Regions from separate parts of the Homo sapiens genome. Here region 2 is linked to region 1. Evidence: chromatin loops called from intact Hi-C (ENCODE). Cell type or tissue: GM12878. All regions are shown on one strand. Each heading gives the region's core, and the rest is flanking DNA. Links, peaks and the distances in the headings are about the cores only.

Region 1 (7,082 bases), core at 858-5,857:
CTAATTAGCACTCCACTCCCTTCAACCACACTAAAATAAAATGTTGTCAAGTAATCTAGTTATTCTTTTGAAAAATAATTATTGATAATTAATATTTAATTCCAAATTTGTTTTGGTCTAAAAATGGTTTACATTCCACCCTAACTCAGTCTACCAATACCACAATCAAACCGATACCAAAATCAAATGCTTGATCATTCTGGCTGGTATTGTTTCTCATTTATTTATATCCATTTATCTTATCTTCCAATATATTTTATATGATTCTATGAGTGATTTTCCAGGATGAGTTCCAAACCGCCCCCAACAGCACACATTCAAAACAGGGTCGTGCATATAGTCAATCAATAACACTTTCTGAATAAAAGTGGATCACACTTAATAAAGAAGGAAATATTTTTTAGGTTATTTCTGGTTGTCCAAGCCAACCAACTGCTTCCCAACCTGGGTCCCCAACATTCAGCTGATTTTTGCATTGTGTAAATACAGCTTAAAAATCTAGTTTGTGAAAATCCTTCAAACTGGTTATTTGGAAATTGCTTCCAATCTAAATCCATCCACATACATGCCTCAAAACCATCAGTCTGAACAACCCAAAATGAATGGAGAATGTGGGTTGGGGAGAGAGACCTGTTCTCTGCTGTGATGTTCTTTTCAGAAGTCATGTGAATATTATCAGTAAAGAGCATTCCTAAATATCCTCCTTTTAATATACAGCTCCCTCTTTTTTCCTTACATCCTTTCTGACTAGGTTTCTAAACTACAGCCTTGGCTTCAGATGATTATTCATATCATCATTATTCCAGACTAAAAGCCGTTAAGTAAATACCCAAGACTTGAAAAATTGTGAAGGATAATTCTTACATAACACGAACTTCATTATATGGTTCTGTCATCCTCTCCTTCCTCCAATTTCTTTCACTCTAATATTTTTATCTATTTAGTAACATTATTTCTTATGTACTTTTACACCATATTCAGTATAAATAGCATAATTAGCAGTGGAAAATAATTTGTTGCCTTCCTGCATTTATTTATGTTCAAAAGATCATGTAAAGTTCTGCTACATTAAAATTTAATTCGAGAGAAAACGAGTTTTGTTCATTTCTCAATGCAATGCCCATTTCTGTTCAGCTTGTATGAATGATAAAATATTATCGGTCCATGTTTTTCTATTTGGTTTCTAGGCATTTGTGTAAACTAGTTAGGAAAAGCAAGTGTTGCTTTGTTAGGCATGTGTTCAAAGAAGTATTGTAGAGACATATTTTATTCTGGGCACCCTGTCACCATGTAGACAGGGCCCAATCCATTATTTAGCAGTTAATTTGTTAATCGATTGACCAATTGGTTCAGGGATTTTTTACTCTTAGATTACCAAAAGGAAGAAAAAGGAAAGAAAGAAAACAACGACAACAAAAAGCCTCCTCTGTAGGGTAAATTAAAGGAAATTGCATCAAAATCGAAAATGCACTGGTGTTTACAGATCTAGATTAAATCTGACACAGATTGGCAAACAATGAAAAAGGTTCCCTCGCTCGGAGCATAAACATTTTGAATCTCGCCAGAGTGATGTCAAATCTTAGAAAGCAAGTAAACTGAAGTGCCCTTCTGGGGTGGATGTGGGGGCACAAGCAGGCAGAAGGAGTTACCTTCAGGTTGGCTTAAAGTCGTCCAGATTTTCTCTCCAGGTTTGGAGAAAAAGTGGAAAGTTTTCCACTTTTCAAGATTCTTTTACAGATTTCATTACCTCCTCCTTTCTCCCAATCTTTAGCTGAAAGTAGAGATGAAGTAGACAAATGCACTGTGAATATACACACTTTGATACACTGAGGATGCCCATAATATCTTAAGAAGGGGAGAATTGTGAAATTCACAATTAAAATGAATTTATATGAATTATTAGATGACTTTATGCAAAACAATAAATCGATTGCCATTGCTATTAATGAGTATTTTAATAGAGAAATATGAGTCAAGTCACTTAATTTTTATGTAACTAGTCTTCTCTCTAAGTTAATTTACATTTATGTTTACCATATTCTTTCAAGTACTATTTTTGAGGGGTGGTGTGTGTGTGTGTGTGTGTGTATGTGACAGGGAGAGTAGTATTCATGCTTATCCTCAGCCATTTATATTCCATCAATTCTCATTGACACCATATGTATTTCACATCATTACTTTTTTGTCTGCCTTGGTAGTTCAAAGGAATCAAATTTGTGAAAAACTCTTGTTACCTTTCCTGAAGGTTAAGATGTGAGATAATGGCAAAGATAAAATTTTAAATGCCTTCCCTACAAGAACAATAAGAGAAGAATAAACCGAGCTACTTGAAAATTTTTTTATTAGTGCATAGGGCTGGTCTGGATAGTCACCTCTGTGCCCCCATCTCTTTTCACCCATCTCTTTCTAAAAAGGTAAGGTCAGGTTTATCTGGAACTTGTCTTCTCCTTCAGACTCCATCCACAATACCACCTGGAAGAGAGCCCTGTAGAAAGCATTTATGGAAATATAGAAAATAGAGTTCAGCCCTTTCCTGGTCTGTGAAATCAAGAGACACTCAAGAGGAATTGAGATTACTGAGTTTCTGCTAATTGCTAAGGATCCTCAGGGTCAACAACCTGTCACCTTTCAATGCACAACTAACCTCCAATAAGGGTAGTGTTGAATAAATTAGTTAGGACATATGCCCAGGAGGGGAATAAGAACAGCAGAGTATCCTGTCCAGGAAGGAAGCATTTTTACCATGTTCAGCATAACCTTATAAGCGTGGTGGGAAAAGCCTTTGTTATTTGAGCCCATAAAAGTCTGTGGCCTCCTCTCTGGAAACATTACTTCCTCTACCTCTCAAATGCCAGTTTTAAAATTTTATTCCTTTGCCTACCGTGTTTCTGAAATGAACCCCCACCCCCCACCCCCAATGTTGTTGACTTTACTTCTACTTATTATTCTTTACTGACCAGGTGCCAACTCTTCTGAGAAGCCTCTGTGAACTGCTTCTCAACAGGATTAGCCACTTTATTTTTCTCACCTCCTCCCTTAATGGCATTTCCATTATTGCTGGCATTTTGCTGTAATTTAATTATTATTGTCTAGGTCTTTTGCCTCCTCTCTTCAGCATCTGCCTCTCAACATCAAACTAAGAGTTTCTTGAGGCTAAGTCTCCAATCTTTCATCTTCCCATCCTGGAAAATCTGAGCTACTGGTGTGCAGTAAAGCCAAATGTGTGCAAACAGAAGTGATGAAATTCAGAATTATTTGAATGATTTTCTTAAATCAGCAAAGAGAACAAACTTTTGCAGATGCCCTGTGTGATAAGAAGCACACTCATTCAACAAGTTTAGAACATCCATTTAATCCTGCTCTTTTCTTGCTAATATTCAAATTTCTTTAGTTGACTTGTATTTCAGGACCTTGTTGAAAAAATAACAATATTCTAGATTCTAGAGTCTAGAAAAGTAGGATCAACCTTTGACATATATCAGAATTGAGGGACTAAGTGGCTAAGTTGGCTGGACTTCCTGGGTCAACAGGGACTTCCCCAGGGGGACTTTCCCCTAAGCCAAAATGAGTCATAGCTGCAAGGTACGGGATTGAAACTTCACCCAATCAACAGGGACTTTCCCCTAAGCCAAAATGAGTCATAGCTGCAAGCGAAGGGATTAAAACTTCAACCAATGAAAGGGGACTTTCCCCTAAACCAAAATGAGTCATAGCTGCAAGCTAAGGGATTGAAATTTCAAGCAATCAAAGGGGACTTTCTTCTAAGCCAAAATGAGTCACAGCTGCAAACTAAGGCATTGAAACTTCAACCAATCATATAGGGAGTTTAAGCTCTAGCTGCAGCCTGATGTTTTTAACCAAGCAGGCCCACCAACCCACAAGCGGATAGAAAATAAGCTAATCCTACAGGACAGGAAAAGGAAAAGGGGAGGAGTCATAAGGGGACATAAGCCTAAGACACCCAAGCCAGAAACGGCAGCCATTCCGGATCCCCATGGAAGCTTTACTTTCTCTTTTGCTTTACTTTCGCTTTTGCTTTACTTCCGCTTTTGCTTTACTTTCGCTTTTGCTTTACTTTCACTTTCGCTTTAATAAATCTTGCCGCAGCACACTCTTTGGGTCTGCGCGTTTCTCTAATCGAGCTATAACATTAGCCGCTGTGGTCCAGGGCTTCATTCCTTGAAGCCCGTGAGACCATGAATCCTTCAATTGAGAAAAACCTTCAATAGGAAGACTTCTCATCTCAGAATCTTCTAGGGGAGATTGTTAAAGCTCAAGTTGTTGGGCCCAACCCTAGAGATTCTGATTCAGTAGTTTGGGGTTAGGGTCTGAGAATTTCAGGTGATGTATTCAGGTGACGCAACTGACAGTGATGCTGCCTGTCCTGGGACTGTGCGCTGAAAGCCACTGCTCTACAGTGCAATTAGCTGCAGTTTAGAGTTAGAGAAGGACATTCGAACTGTGCTTCATTTCTAGGCAGAGGCTGGAGATTTTCCTTCACAGCTCACGCTTTGGCTTGGCAATAATCTCAATCATTGTGTCATTTTGCTAGGACTCAGCAGGGGTGAGGGAGGCAAACTGCTAATATAGTGGAAAAGGGTCTGCATTTTGTTAACCTTGTGTAAGTGAAGTTCACAAAAGATTTGTCTTCTTAGGCATTCTTTTCTTGGACTTCTTCAATCAACCCCAATGCACGTGATTATAACAGAAAGGCTCCTGGTGGATCCTTTTGTAACATGTAACATCATTCTTTTAAAGCAAATAAGGGGCCATTAGACAGAGATAGTTTGTACCAGAAGCTCTTAGTTAAGCAAACTGAAACTTAACTTGGAGTCATTTCCTGTAATTGACTTACAGAAATAAAACAAAAGAACTTCAAAACAAAACAAAAGAGCTTCCACCAATAACAAACATTCAAACAGCCAATTGGTTATAAAATTAGGAGCTTTTGATCAGACCAGACCAGACCCAAATAAGACAAATGCCTAGCTACAGCCAGCCAGGAATTACTTTACTTCTGCGTTCAGCCTGTGAAAACTTGCTGGAACAAAGCTCTCTGAACCTTTTGCAATTTTGAGTGTTGCCTGATTCATGAATTGTTTGTTTCTTTGTTTTGAGACAGAGTTTCGCTCTTGTTGCCCTGACTGGAGCGCAATGGCGTGCTCTCAGCTCACTGCAACTTACGCCTCCCAGGTTCAAGCGATTCTCCTGCCTCAGCCTCATGAGTAGCTGGGATTACAGGCATGCACCACCACGCTTGGCTAATATTGTATTTTTAGTAGAGATAGGGTTTCTCCATGTTGGTGAGACTGGTTTCAAACTCCTGACCTCAGGTGATCCACCCGCTTTGGCCTCCCAAAGTGCTGGAATTACAGGTGTGAACCACCACACCTGGCGAATTGTTCTTTTTTAACATAAACTCTGCTACATTTATTTTATCTAAAGTTTTTTCTTTTTCCATAGATGTGTATGATTGGTCTAGGAATAAACACCTGACAAAAGCTCTACTAAGTGTTCCCTTCTGATGATTTTCATGAATTTTCTTTACAATTCTGTAGGCCCTTTCCATAATCTTATTAGAATTGTTACTACATAACAATATATTATGTAGCTTATGTCCAACTAAACAAATAATGTCTTATTTCTTGTGCTTCACTCTAAGAAAAGTATTTTTATATAAAGTCTGAATTTAACTACAGGAACAAAAAAACATGAAACAATCAGAAACAATGTCATTCATTTATACTAAGAAAAGGAGACAGGAGGTAAAAGATTTAAGGGATTGAAGAAATTGTCAAATGGCATTCGAAGACAGTGGAAGCAGAAGTTTACTGGAGAATTGTATGGGCACCAACCTGAGTCAGCATCCCACTCATGGGTGTGTGACACGGTCTGTCTCTCAAAATTGCACCAGAGTGGTTTCAATAACTTAGAGACAGTACAGTCACGTTTTCTGCCCTGACCCATTCCATCTGATCTTTAAGGGCTAGCTCCCTTCTCACTGCCTTTATGCAGTCTTCTCTGATTTCCCACATACACTCTGATCGCTATTCCAAGTAGCTGACTAGTTATTACACAACTTTGCTAATAGGCTGGAAATTGCAGCCACATCATAGTGTGTCCGGAATTGGTGGGTTCTTGGTCTCACTGACTTCAAGAATGAAGCCGCAGACCCTCGCAATGAATGTTACAGTTCTCAAAGAAAGTGTGTCCGGAGTTTGTTCCTTCTGATGTTTGGATGTGATCGCAGTTTCTTCCTTCTGGTGGGTTCAAGGTCTCGCTGGCTTCAGGAGTGAAGCTGCAGACCTTCGTGATGAGTGTTACAGCTCTTAAGGTGGCACATCTGGAGTTGTTCATTCCTCCTATCTGGAGTTGCTCGTTTCTCCCGGTGGGTTCGTGGTCTTGCTGGCCTCAGGAGTGAACCTGCAGACCTTCGCAGTGAGTGTTACAGCTCCATAAAGGCAGTGTGGACACAAACAGTGAGCAGCAGGAAGATTTATTGGAAACAGTGAAAGAACAAAGCTTCCACACTGTGGAAGGAGACCAGGGTGGGTTGCCACAGTTGGCTCAGGCAGCCATTTTACAGAAAGCTGATTGGTCTGTTTTACAGAGAGCTGATTGGTCCATTTTGACAGGGTGCTGATTGGTGCATTTACAATCCCTGAGCTAGACACAGAGTGCTGATTGGTGTATTTACAATCCTCTAGCTAGACGTAAAAGTTCTACAAGTCCCCGCTAAATTAGCTAGACACAGAGCACTGATTGGTGCATTTACAAACCTTGAGCTAGACACAAGTGTTGCTGATTGGTGTGTTTATAAACCTTGAGCTAGACAGAGTGCTGATTGGTGCATTTACAAACCTTGAGCTAGACACAGAGTGCTGCTTGGTGCATTTACAATCCTTTAGCTAGACATAAAAGTTCTCCAAGTCCCCACTAGACTCAGGAGTCCAGCTGGCTTCACCTAGTGGATCCCGTGCCAGGTCTGCAGGCAGAGCTGCCCATCAGTCCCATGCCATGCGCCTGCACTCCTCAGCCCTTGGGTGGTTGATGGGACTGGGCGCCGTGGAGCAGGGGGCGGT
Region 2 (7,082 bases), core at 1,201-6,200, 190 kb before region 1:
TGACAGACAAAGGAAAATGCTCACATCTTCACTTTCTTTGTGTCTCTGTAAGTTCCCAGTCTTATTTGAGGTTCAAGGGCATTCAGAAAAACCTGTCCAGTGAGCTGATGTTACTGGTTATCTTTCCCATCCACCCTCTTGTTCATTTAGGGGAGACTGGCTGCCTACATAGAGTGAACTCTGAGTAGCATATGCTATTTAACTTTCACAGAACTTGTTTTATTGTGGGGGCATATTTGCGATGCATTTGTGTGAAACCAGGCATTTAGAATTTGTAAACAGAGATAGCATCTGGTTTGAGTTTCTTCAGACTTTCTTAGGCCTTTAAACTTACAGTACGTCCTCACTACTACTCCTTTCACAATTAATTGTCTATTTTCCCCAACATCTCCCATATTGTCACATGTATGATTATGTAACTACTTTTGTTTATTTCTTAATGCCCTGCATATCAAGTCAGTTTTACATTCCTTGGGCATAGAAACAGTGAATATGCTGCTGTGCTGTCCACTAAAATGTTTTAGTGGACTTCAGTGCAGTGTTTTATTTTTAATATACAGGCAGATCATTTTTGTTGATGTGGATCCTTATTTTTCCAGTTTCTGCCCAGATATTTCATGAACACTTTCTCCCATCCTATGCTTTCTTTTGCTTCATTCTCTTCTCATGAATCCTCAAGCTACCACTTACTCTTCACACAGAAATAATTAATATTTTCAGTTGTAGGCTTAATTCTTATCTCACACCCTATTTAGAACTCACAAAAACAAGAGAGAGAAAAGTAATTTTCTGGAACAAGACGAAACTGATATCTGTTAGAGATATAAGGGGAGTCAATTTATTGACCAATTCTTCAAACTAGGCCAAGTATAATAGAAATACAGTTTACAAGTTAATGTAAGAACAAAACCCTGAAAATTTGGGGCCACACAATTTTGGTGCTTAGTCCATCCTTGCTGCTATTACAAAATACTTGAGACTGGGTAGCAAATAAACAATAGAAATTTATCTTAAAGTTCCAGAGACTGAAAAATCAAGATCAAGGTACCAACAGACTCAGTGTCTGTCGAGGGCTGCTCTGTTTCCTTGCTGTATCCTCACATGGTGGAAGGGGTGAACAGTTCTCTCCACCTCTTTTATAAGGCTGCTAAAAGCCCCACCTCTTAATACCATCACTTTGGTGATTCAGTTTTAACATGTGAATTTTAGGAGGACACAGTCACACCATAGCAGTCTTCTTACTAACAAACTTTTATTATTATTAGAGATTTGAGAAACTTCAATATTTACTGTGGGGGAATGGAAGTTCTTATTTAGGTTAGATTTTTCAAAAGGGGTAGTTGGTAGCATGAACAGTAGCATGTACAAGTCAGAAATGATTGGGTTTATTAATCAAGGTGGTAGCCTGAGGGTCAGGGGCAGGAGAGAAAAGCAAAGCCGCTTCCTCTGGCACTAAATCCTGGGCCAACAGAGAAAGAATTCCTGTTAGTCTTGCTCTATTTCTTCATTAACCCTTGCATGCTTAGAAAGTGCTTTGCTGCCTAAGTCTCTCAGCCCAAGTCCTTTAGAGAAATCTCTATGTAGGAAACACCACAGATTTATCATTTATGAATTATTCATCATTATCATTATTAGCTCTCATAATTCCAGCCATGCTGCTCATGGGGCTCTGTCTTTTTGCTTAAGTCATATAAAACTCAGCTGACAAAACATTAGCAGACATTCTATGGGGAATTGTTGGGGCCTGGTTTGGCTGATTACAGCCACCTTCTATATCTAACACCAGTGATGTTGTGTATATATGACTGCTCATACTTTCCAAACACAAAGTTTCCAAAAAAGTAAAGTTTATCAAAGCAATAGGTTGAAGCCAATGAGTATTCCCACTCAAAGAACTTGGTAGCAAAGCCAGCTTCATGAGTAAAATTGAAACCCACTCTTCATCGATAGCCCATGTGTAGCGGGCACAGTGATGGGTGGCTAATGTACAACAGTACGATAGACCATTCCTTATGACATCTCAAGCAGTCAGAGATTTATTTTTCACAGATACCTTAAATGTCACTAATACTGACCCATTCTTTACATTTAGGTGTACACTCATAAAATGCAAATATCCAAGTAAAGGGTTTCATCTCCAGCTCCCTATCTTTTATTATAAATCTGTGCATCAAATTATTCGTCCAAGGCAATTGGAAAGGGAATGGATTGAAAGCACAGCCTCTCTGTTTGCGGGGAGTGGGATTTGCAACCAAGGGATCCAGAAGGCCTGGCAGCGAGTCTTAACACTGGCTGCCCACTGAGCTGTATGCCTGCCTCCTAGATTCCTACTGGGATTCTTATAGATTTTGGAACTTATCTGTCAGGCTACAGGGAGAAACAAGTTTCTACACAATAGTGTGAGCTTCCCCTTATGGTTATTTCTTTCTCCACATGATGCCAAACATGTCCATGGCAAAACTCCAGGCATGTCATAGAGTGAATCATATTCAGGGTGCCAACCATTAATTGGGGAAAAATGTTCCTTAAGCTGTTCGTTTTTGATGATAGGGAAATAAGGTAGTGCCTATTTATATAGAGTCCCATGACTGTTTTATTCCATTCAACTACACTATAACCTTGGAAATAAATGTTATTGAACTTTTTTTAACATGTCAAAAAAAAAAGAAACTTAGAAAGCTGAATTGTCTTGATGCGTTCATTTATTAATTCTTTCATTCATTCAACAAATATTTATTGTGTCCTTACTGTGTGCCAAACACTGTTACATGTGCTGGTGATACAGAGATGGAGGAAAAAAAGACCAAACCTTCTACCTTAAGATATTGCAATTTCGTGGGGAAAGCCCCAATGTAGTCACTAACAGCCATATGCTTTGAACCCAGTTCTGTCACTCAATTATCCCCTCATCATATGTGGTTATCAGTCAGCAAGAGGTAAAGAATCATCCAAGGTTCATAATTGTAGTAAGGCAAGATAAAGAATAACTATATCCCTCCTCTTTGACTCCATGGGACTTCCCTCTCAGTCTAGGTTTCCCCTGGAAAGTGGACCTAGACATTCAAGCTAATTTGCAACACCTTTAAATGAATGAGGGTGCAAGATCCAAGAGCACGTGTTGAGATGCTCTGGGTCCTACAGCTTCTCAGGATGAAGCAGGGACTCTACTTTGGGAAGATTTGGTTTTCTCACCTTCAGGAATGCCGGGTTTGGACTTCTTTATGGCCAATGTGTTGCAGGAAGTAGATTTTGCTCTATTTCTGAACAGCGGCACTGAATGCCAGGGAAAGGGAAGACTGCCTCCTGCCATGTTGTAAGGCTATCTTGAGGGCCTTCCAAAGCCCAGATTTCCTCTGAATTAAGATAAAGCAGTGCTGGGATTGCCAGTAAATAAGAGAGGGGCTGGAGTCTTGGAGTTAAATATGAGGGAGCTGCTGGTGGGACTTACAGACGCCAGCATGTTCACACACACCCACGCCTACACACACACTCACACACACAACCCCAGGTGGAGTGGGAAATTAGTCAGCAGAGTCCTGACAAAGTGCTTCCTACACATGCTGTTCTGTCAGGCGGCACAGCTTCTCAGGCTTCAGAGGTAATTACATGGATTTTCTGTCTTGTACTTGCAAAAACACAGCCCAGCACCGTGCTGCCGCTGCTGGCTTGTCGCTGACAACGCCTTTGGCTCTGGCAGGCAGCAGGCTGCAGGAGAATGTTTACATGTTCTCTTTTAAGAATTCAAACCCCGAGAAGGCACAGGAGGTACCAGGGGAAGAAAGAGGTGAGAGTTTACATGAGGGGGAGAAAGTGTAGGGAAGATATTCTTGGATAACCACACAAGGCATTCCAGGGGAGATGGGGATAAACAAGATACACAAAAATAGGGAAACTGCTGCAGAGAAGGCTACAATGATACTTGCATTAATGAATTTCGTTTCCTTTCTCTTCATCCATCAGCATAATTACTTGGCCAGTAATACTCATTCTGCTTTCAACCAATCCACCCATCAATCAACAGTTGTTAGATGCTAGATGCCCAAATTTTAGGCTGGGCAATTTGTGTTTTTGTGGGTTGGAGGACAAAGCATAAAGCACAGTTCCTGCATAGAGGAGCTTACAAAGAAGGTGAGAAGACAGTGACTCATTTCAGGAAAACAGAAAGAAGGTAGATGATGACTTGTGCCCAGTTGGGTATAGTTAGAGAAGTAAAGTGACTTGTTCAAGGTCACAAAGCCAGTTAGTAGCCAAGTCATGACTTGTGCCCAATTAGGTATAGAGTACCATTCCTGATGTCAAGACTCTACCCATTATTTGGGGGATATTCTCCTTTCTAGTCTTTATTTTAATGGAGATTAGAACCAAGAAATGGAACACAGAAACAGGAATAAGTAGGAGACAAAAATGTGCTGGGGCACTTTACCTTATTATGAGCAAAAAGGAACAGGACATGGACCAGTGCAAGGAGCAAATCATTCATGAGACGTACTGTGGGCCTAAGCGATGCCCAGTGTAATGCCATGGGAAGCAGGGCCTCAGCGAGAAGTCATGTAACCAGTGTGCAGTTATCCATATGCAACTCATGTGCATATCATACAGGGTGTCTGTTAGATGTGGGCTGTATTCGCTGTGTGAATGGAAAACTCCAGACTGAAGCAGGCTCATTTTCAGGCTGCATTTTCAGACCTGGCTTTTATATCAGGTCCAGGTGACAGTTACTAGCATTGACTATGTGTGGATTTCCGAATTTACGATTCTTATAAAAATTGATCAAATGTGTGTGCCTCTATGTATTTGCCCTAATACCTAGAATGCTGACTCAAACTCCGTGGGAACCTTAGAACACAGAATCAAAAAGAGGCCCGGACTAAAGGATGCATTTATGACTTGGCTACTCATTGGCTCTGTGACCTTGAATAAGTCACTTCACTTCTCTGAACTTTTATTTTACAATCAAATCTTTTGGATATTTTGGGGCCAACTCCAGTTGTCCAACCATGGCTGTGGTTTTCTCTGATATCATCAGTCTCCTGTATGTTTCTCCACATGCCCCTGTCTGGGTCTTCAATTAAACTATTCTCCTTCTTTAATGTGTCCCACTCTCCTCAAACCATCAAACCCTGGACATGCTTCCGGTCTTTACTTAAGGCCTCTTCCCATCTGCAACCTCATATCTTCCAGTCTGCATTTCTCTCCCTTCTCTGAATTCCCAGAACAATGCATATTTCCAAGAGGTCAAGCCCTAGAGGTCACAGAATGTGAATCCTTAATAGCAGTATTTGTGATTGTCTCTGTGTTTCTGAGGGGAACATGGTTTGTTAAGGGCACTGGGTAGAGATTGACAAAATTGTTGATATTTTTTATTATATCACTCAGGGTGCCAGATATAATCAGGAAACATAACTAAATTCATATTATAAAATGTTTAGCCTGAACTAGGAAAAAAAACAGACTTTATGGTCAGAAGGTATCCTAGTTAAATGACTGTTCCTCACCAAACCTGCCAATTTCAGGTTTCCTTTTCATTCTGTTTTTCTGCTGATTATCTTGTCTTTATTTTTAGAGATTTTTCAGTCAGCTCAGTTAGTTACTCAAATTTAAAATATTTGAATATAGTATGTATAAAGGCTCATCAAAATATAGACCTCTTTTCTAACTTTTAATGGTTTATATATTTATCACTTGCAAACAAATATGTGGAAAAAAAGCTGTACTCTTTCAGTTTATCACATGCGTTATGCTTCATGACTGCCTAATGAAGTGTGTGCTACTTTATTCCCATTTTAAGGATTACAGAACTGCAGCTCAGAGACATTAGATAACTGGTTTCAGGTCATGTGGCTAGCAGGGAAGGCCAAATTCAAGTTCAAATCTAGGTCTGTCTGATTTTAAGTCTCTTTCCATCACTCAACCTTCATAAATAAATCTAATATATGTAACAAGCAGAGTTAAATAATTCCTAAAGTGCACAAAAATGTGAGTAGGAAAACTAGTGGGTTAGAGATTGGAAAGTGAATTGGAGTAGAGAGAATGGCGAGTTATTTGGGAAGACTTCTGCTGTTCAATTTAGCCATCTATGCTACCTAAAACAATTCTATCAGTGGTACATATGTGTAATATAATGATATTTTTACTATATTTAAGGTATATAAGAGAGTCTCCCAGGTTAAAACAAGAAAAGAAGTACCAGAAAGTTTCAACTGGACACAGAACATGCAAAGGGTTACAAAAGAGAAAACAATTCTTTTTGGGTAGCATGATCACTCTTTCAACACACCAGAGTTGCAGTAGTAGTACTGAAAAAGAAACCTGAAATATACCTACAATATTAATGACTCTGCTACAAAAAATAATTTACAGGTGTGCTTGCTGTTTACAGAAGAACTGTTCTAAGAAATTGTGGTATTTCCAGTTTTCTTTCTCTGTATCTATCCTTCTGTTCAAAATAATTTAATTGTACATTTTGGAACAAAAACATATACATTTGTAGCTCTTCTTTCTTGAAACTCCATTACAATGGCAACTTGTCAAAAAAATAAGCCCACAAAAACAAAGAAAATTTAACAGGAGAAAACATCAAACTAAAACGGCAAGCAAAACTTTTGACTAAACAGTTGTATGAGTAATAACTGATTTAGCAGACTGGAGAGTTAGAGAAGATAATTAGTTTTATGGTATAAAACACAGAAATATGATCCACTCTGGGAAAAAAAAAAAGTCAGAAATTGAAGTATCAGATACTGTCAAGTTTGGGAGTTTCAGATTGGGTTTGAAAATAGAGTGGACTTTTTTTGGCATTTATTAAAAGAACAGTTTGAGACAAAGTTTCCAATTCAAAGTCCATGCTGTCAAGAGACTCCTCCTCCACTCAGAAGAATAAATAAAGTTTACCCTTGAGAGAGGGTGCACAGCAATGTACTTGCCTCAGAGACGGGCAAAGGTGAGGGATGGAGATGCCGTGATAAAAATGAAAGAATTGAAAAAACAAACAAAAGAAGCTACATATGTATTCCCCACTTCTGTAGCTGTTTTCCCTTCACAAACTCCCAGAATATTGAAAGTGAGGACTATTGCCCCTAGGC

What was found. Hi-C counts contacts between places; a loop is a spot of excess contacts. Peaks named below come from ENCODE experiments on the same cell type or tissue, not always from the same donor. Only the 100,000 strongest peaks of a DNase experiment are listed, where the experiment ranks them.
Region 2: it touches region 1 in a loop (4-fold over the local background); 1 of 110 quality-filtered maps calls a loop at or near these places.

Annotation. Positions count from the first base shown.
Region 1 is chr18:38,937,382-38,944,463 of GRCh38, forward strand. No RefSeq gene overlaps it. Among named protein-coding and RNA genes, the nearest start is that of MIR924, 680 kb to the right of the region's middle. RefSeq lists enhancers at 3,008-4,207, 3,458-3,867, 3,918-4,107. In GM12878, for the core only: no CTCF peak of the experiment used is centred there; a DNase peak (open chromatin) is centred at 3,660; H3K4me3 peaks cover 816 bases; H3K27ac peaks cover 1,970 bases.
Region 2 is chr18:38,748,523-38,755,604 of GRCh38, forward strand. No RefSeq gene overlaps it. Among named protein-coding and RNA genes, the nearest start is that of MIR924, 870 kb to the right of the region's middle. RefSeq lists silencers at 3,609-3,688, 4,118-4,167. In GM12878, for the core only: no CTCF peak of the experiment used is centred there; a DNase peak (open chromatin) is centred at 4,115.